Linked DNA regions of Homo sapiens: region 2 is linked to region 1. Evidence: read pairs that join two places in POLR2A ChIA-PET (ENCODE). Cell type or tissue: endothelial cell of umbilical vein. All regions are shown on one strand. Links, peaks and the distances in the headings refer to the core of each region. The heading gives the core; the rest is flanking DNA.

Region 1 (2,920 bases), core at 309-2,808:
ATTCCAGATGCCAGCCACAAGTGGAGTCCCCAGTCCCCAGGCTCCCTGCACCTCTGACTGATTATAAATTTGGGAGTTCCCATAACTACCTCAGTTTTGATAATTCGATATGGCTCAGAACTCACTGAAAGTAGACTATGTGTAAAACTCTACATGTAGAGTTTTATTATAAAGTATACACTTAGGACAAGATCTGGAAGGGCTCTGGATGCAAAATTTTCATACTCTCTTCCCAAGGAATCTGAGTGCATCATCCTCCCTGTACACCAGTATGTTCACCAACCAGAAAACTCCACTGAGTTTCAGTGTACACATTTTTTATGTGGAATATGATTACACAGGCATGATTGGATATGCAATTGGCCACATAATTGAGCTCAGTCTCTAGCCCTCTTTTCCATGCAGGTAAAACTGGCCCAAAGTTCCAGCCTTCTAATCGTGTGTTTGGTCTTTCTGGTGTCCATCTCCCATCCTGAAGCTAACTAGGAGTCTGTCATGAGTTACCTCATTAGCATAACAAATAATTTCTATCTCTCAGGAAATTCCCAGGATGTTTGAAGTTCTTTGTCAGGAACTAAGATCAAAGGCCAGATAAACTTTTTTTTTTTTTTTTTTAAAGACAAGGTCTTGCTCTGTTGCCCAGGCTGGAGCACCGTAAGGCAATCTTGGCTCACTGCAACCTCCACCTCTTGGGCTCAAGCGATCCTCCCACCTCAGCCTCCCAAGTAGCTGGGACTATGGGTACATACCACCTTGCCTGGCTAATTGTTTGATTTTTTGTAGAGATGTGATCTCACTATGTTGCCCAGGCTGATCTCAAACTGCTGGGCCCAAGTGATCCTCCCGTCTCAGCCTCCCAAAGTGCTGGGATTACAGGTCTGAGCTACCATACCTGGCCAAATTCTTTATTATACCACAGAGCCCTTAATATATCAATAATAGTTGTTTAAGTTTCTTATCTGATAATTCCAAAATCTGAATATATCTGAGTCAGATACTGATGCTTGCTTTGTCTCTTCAGACTTTATTTTTTCCTTCCCTTAGCATATCTCATAATTTTTTTCTGTTGGAAGTGATCATGCTATATCTAGTAATAGAAACTGAGTTAATTGGGCTTTTAATATAAGGCTTTATGTTGATCTGGCTAGGAGCTAGGCTACGTTTAATGTTAATTGTAACGCATATATGCCAGAGGCTCCAGTTTTCTATAGTTTCCTTTTATTCCCTGCTTCCATGGTGCCTTTAGGTTCCGCTAAGAACTCTTTCTTAAATAGATTACGTCTTTCAGTTCTCTCAGTTGTAATCCACCGTTTTTTTACTGGAGCCTTGCTGATGTGGTGGTAAGACTTTAAGGAGGGTAAGCACTCTATAATCTTATAATTAAATCTCAGCTATTTTTAGTGGGCCTGAGTCCCTGAGCTGTGACATTCAGCATTTCTCAGCCTTTTTTTTCCTTATCATTATGTGAGACACGAAGGCTAGGGGGAACTAGCATTGTCTAGTTGCCCTTCTTCTTGGTCACATAAGACTCTGGTAATTTCCCTTGATGTAACTCTTGTGACAGAGAACAGAAAACTCTGGGCTTATTTCAAAATGGCACTTCTTCTTTCCTCTTGCTCAAAGCAAAGGAGATTTGTCTCCCATATGATTTTTACTCTTATGGGGCTCCTAGTGGCACAGAAAACCCTGGGCTTATTTCAAAATGGCACTTCTTCTTTCCTCTTGCTCAAAGCAGAGGAGATTTCTCTCCCATATGATTTTTACTTTCGGTGGGGCACCTAGTGGTAAATCCCACAAAAGTGTGGAGCTTCCTAAAACTGGGCCATCAGGAGTTTTTAAATCTCAAGTTAGTCTGCACTCAGCCTTCAGCAGTTTATCAATTACCATTTAAGTGTTCCTACCAGTTACTGGTTCCAGAAGCCTCTGCTCTTGGTAAACTGTAATTCTTTGTATTTACACATCTCTACAGTTTTGGGGGTGGCAGTTTGCCCTGTGACCTCAATTCTCTGGTAGATTTAAGAAAAGTTGTTGATTGTTAGCTTGTTCAGCATTTTTCTTGCTGTGAGAACAGGAATGTTGACTTCTAAGCTCTTTGCATATCAGAGCTAATCAGGAAGCATGACCGGTATACAACTAGAGGAAGGGTGCTTAAATCTAAGTGGAATTAGCCTATCTATGGTTCATGGCAATCATGCATATTGATTACAGCCAGACGCCACTGATTCTTTCATCAAACCAACTTTTCTCCTAGAATTGCATTCTATGAATATAATATTTTGTTGAGTAGTTAGTCAAATTAAATGCAGTTTTCAAAAGGGGAATCTTTTAGGGAGATATGGCCTTATGGTTTGAACCAGATTTCATTTCCACTGTATCAAATCCCAGTGGCCTTCTCAGTGGCAGAATGGGTTTTTCACAAATTCTCTGTATTGTAGTTGTTAATTCTTAAGTAAAGTAACTCTGGAATGTGCTTTCTTTGGCTTATAAGTAGACCTCCTCTCCACCTTATGAGTTTCCAACTCTTTGCCCTTGAATTAGACACATGTTGGTAGATTGTAGCCTAAGGCCTACTACTTACTAGTACTTGATAAAATCTTCTCCCTAGGATGAATGGGCAGTGGACTAAAGACAAGAATTACAACTTTTTAATCAAAGTGGCTGAATCCATAACTATATCTTTCTAAATTAAGCCTGTTTTGTTATGAACTGTCTCTAGATTACCATTAGCAATGTTGTTGGTCGGATGATTTGGAGAAAATGAAAGAACATCATGATTTTTATTTTCCTTCTTTCTATAATCCAATGATTCTCAACTAGGGGCAGTTTTACTCCTGCAGGGACATTTGGCAATGTCTGGAGACGTTTCTAATTGTCACACCTAGAGAAGTGATTGCTATTGGTGTCTTGTGGGTAGAGGCCA
Region 2 (2,920 bases), core at 174-2,673, 85 kb before region 1:
AGGGTTGGTACTGGATGATATACTACTAGAACCTTCTCTATTGCTAACTCCACCTATTTTTTTTTTAAGAGAGGGTCTCATTTTGTCACCCAGGCTGGAGTGCAGTGGCATGATCCTGGCTCACTGCAGCCTCGACCTCCTGGGCTCAAGCGATCCTCCCATTTTAGCCTCCCAAGTAGCTGGGACCACAGGCACATGCCACCATGCCTGACTAGTTCATTTTTATTTTTTGTAGAGACAGAGTCTCTCTATGTTGCCCTGTTGCCCAGGCTGGTCTCAAACTTCTGGGCTCAAGTGACTCTCCCACCTCAGCCTCCCAAAGTGCTGGGATTACAGGCTTGAGCCACACTGCACCCAGCCCAGAAACAACTATTTAGCAGAGTTCCCCCCGCCCCACCCAAATAAAGCAAGAGTTTTGCTTTTTGGGTTGACAAAGAACTTATTTGACTACTTCACTAAAGCAAATACTTTGCCAGGAATATAGGAGAAGTTAAAGGGAATAGAATTATTTCTACACGATTACGATGATAAAAGTTTCAACTTACTATGAAAACAAGAGTTCAAATAAAGTATTTTTTAAAAAGCCACCAGAAGGTGGTTTAAAAAGGCTTTATTCTCTTGAATAACAATGCTTGCCAGTTTGAATAAGATTAGCTTTTCTTTTTAAATCTAATCTAGAAAGCTTTTATAATTGATTTATAAATCATTTTTATATCTTTCATCAGTGGTCTGAAAAATCTTAATAAAGACTCTGTTGACGTTAGTAGATCCATCTCAAGAACTGTAAAGACTCTTTGTGTAAATACACACTGGGAAAAAAAATCTGAGTCCTGGTTTTTGACCACTTGTTTCTGGTCTGTGTGTGTGTGTGTGCCTTTCTCTTACATACAACCCAACCAAACACTTTCTTTTCAAAATATTATGATCATCACTATGTCTGTTGCACCAGAGGAATTTTCAGTATTCTAAAAATAACTTCAATTCTATAGAGTCAGAGTGTTTTTAGTTACAGATGCCCAGACAGTAGGGCTTCACATCAGATCCATCTTAAAATACCTTAAAAGACATAGAGAATAATGGAAACATGGAAAATGATTTGGAAATTAGGATAACTAACTCTGATTAAAATTAACTTTTATAATGGCCAAAGGATAAAATACTGGTGTTAATGATTAATCTGAGAGGCTTGAGAGAAACCTGATTTTTTTTCTCTTTCTTGTCTTCTGTTTGCTTCCTGCTGCCTTTTTCTCTGTAATATTTTGGCATCAGCTAGAACTGGTTTGAGCCCCATGCTTCTACCAGCCTTCATGAAAAATCCTAAGCCCAGGAGTAGGAAGCTAGGTAGACTCTAGGCAAAAGGCATGACTAAAGCAAGTTTTTCCCTTCTTGTTTTCTTTCTGGGTCACCTGCTTTTGATTTAAAATTTTTGTATAACTGGATTAAAAATTTTCCTCTTTCTCGTACATATATTGTGATAGATATAAGCAATTTGTTTTATTCCTATCTTCAACCACGGGAAATGAATTGTTTGAACCTGATTTATGTTGCTTATAAAAGGCACAATGAAGACTACTTACTGAATTCTAATAACTGCACAATCCTTACGAAAAGCTTGGTGGTAAGAATGAATATTCATGAGACCACCTAAGGAATGTAAAATCCATTGCTTACTACGGATATTCAGGGACTCCAGGTTAGGGGTGCATTGAAACTGAAAGTGTTAATTAGTCATTGCTGTTTAACAAACGATCTCCAGTTCTCAGGAGCTTATAGTCATGTTTCCACGCACAGGTCTATGGGTCAGCTGTGGTTTGGCTGGAATCATCCAGGATTAGGAGAGCTTGCCTCCAGGCTGCACATTGGTTTTAGGCCTGCTTCATGTGTTTCCTCACTCTCTCTGGACCAGCAGCTACTCAGGGTATATTCTCCTCACGGTGAATCACAGGAGCATAAGATGTCATGCCCAATCACACACCTGTGCCTCTTCAGCTTTAAAGTTCCAGTCAAGTTTGCAGAGTTTCCACTGGCTAAGCCCAAAGTCAAGGGGTGGGGACGCACTCTGTACTATTGCAATGCTAGGTCACACGGCAAAGGGAGGGAGAGAAGAATTAATAACAATAATCCATCTGCCACACTGACCAAATTTATCTGTGATTGATTTCCTCATTTGTAAAATGAAACAAAACACACACACACACGAACAAAAAAACTCTATCTCCTGGAGTTGTAAGGGTTAAAGAACTTAGAACAGTGCTTGGCACGCATGAAAAGGTTAATATGGTTACTACTATTGCTGTTGTTAACATTGTTGTTGTTTTTATTGTTTTGCTTCTGTCTTTGCCACAGAAAAGCTTAGAGACAAACTTTCTGCCCTCTTCTAGCAAGCACGTAGGGAAATGGTTTGCACACCAAATTTACCCCTATGCTTTGTCTTACTTTTTAATGTTATTTTCCTTCTTTGATTCTTTCCTAAATTATTTTTTTCATCCTGTTAATTGAATACACTGATGTAAGCAGTCTGTAAATGTTTCCCTATATTGTTAGTTGTAGTATGATGAATAAATAAACAAATGAGCCCTACTGGCTTGTTGCTTTTCTTTTTTATTTTATTTTTGAGACAGGGTCTTGCTCTGTTACCCAGGCTGAAGTGCAGTGGTACAATCACAGCTCACTGCAGCTTCGACCTCCCTGGCTCAAGCAATCCTACCATCTTAGCCTCCTGTGTAGCTGGGACCACAGGCATGCGCTACCACATCCAGCCAATTTTTAAAAAATTGTTTGTGGAAACAGGGTTTCACTGTATTGCCCAGGCGGGTCTCAAACTCCTGGGCTCAAGTGATTCTCCTGCCTCAGCCTCCCAAAGTGCCGGGATTACAGGCATGAGCCACTGCTTCCGGCCTCTTTTTTTCTCTAAACCTTG

The links. Peaks named below come from ENCODE experiments on the same cell type or tissue, not always from the same donor. Only the 100,000 strongest peaks of a DNase experiment are listed, where the experiment ranks them.
Region 2: POLR2A ChIA-PET joins it to region 1 with 5 read pairs; 3 of 35 experiments call an interaction of 5 or more read pairs at or near these places.

Annotation. Positions count from the first base shown.
Region 1 is chrX:13,303,720-13,306,639 of GRCh38, forward strand. No RefSeq gene overlaps it. Among named protein-coding and RNA genes, the nearest start is that of LINC02154, 1.7 kb to the left of the region's middle. In endothelial cell of umbilical vein, for the core only: no CTCF peak of the experiment used is centred there; no DNase peak of the experiment used is centred there; H3K27ac peaks cover 206 bases.
Region 2 is chrX:13,219,297-13,222,216 of GRCh38, forward strand. No RefSeq gene overlaps it. Among named protein-coding and RNA genes, the nearest start is that of LINC02154, 83 kb to the right of the region's middle. In endothelial cell of umbilical vein, for the core only: no CTCF peak of the experiment used is centred there; no DNase peak of the experiment used is centred there.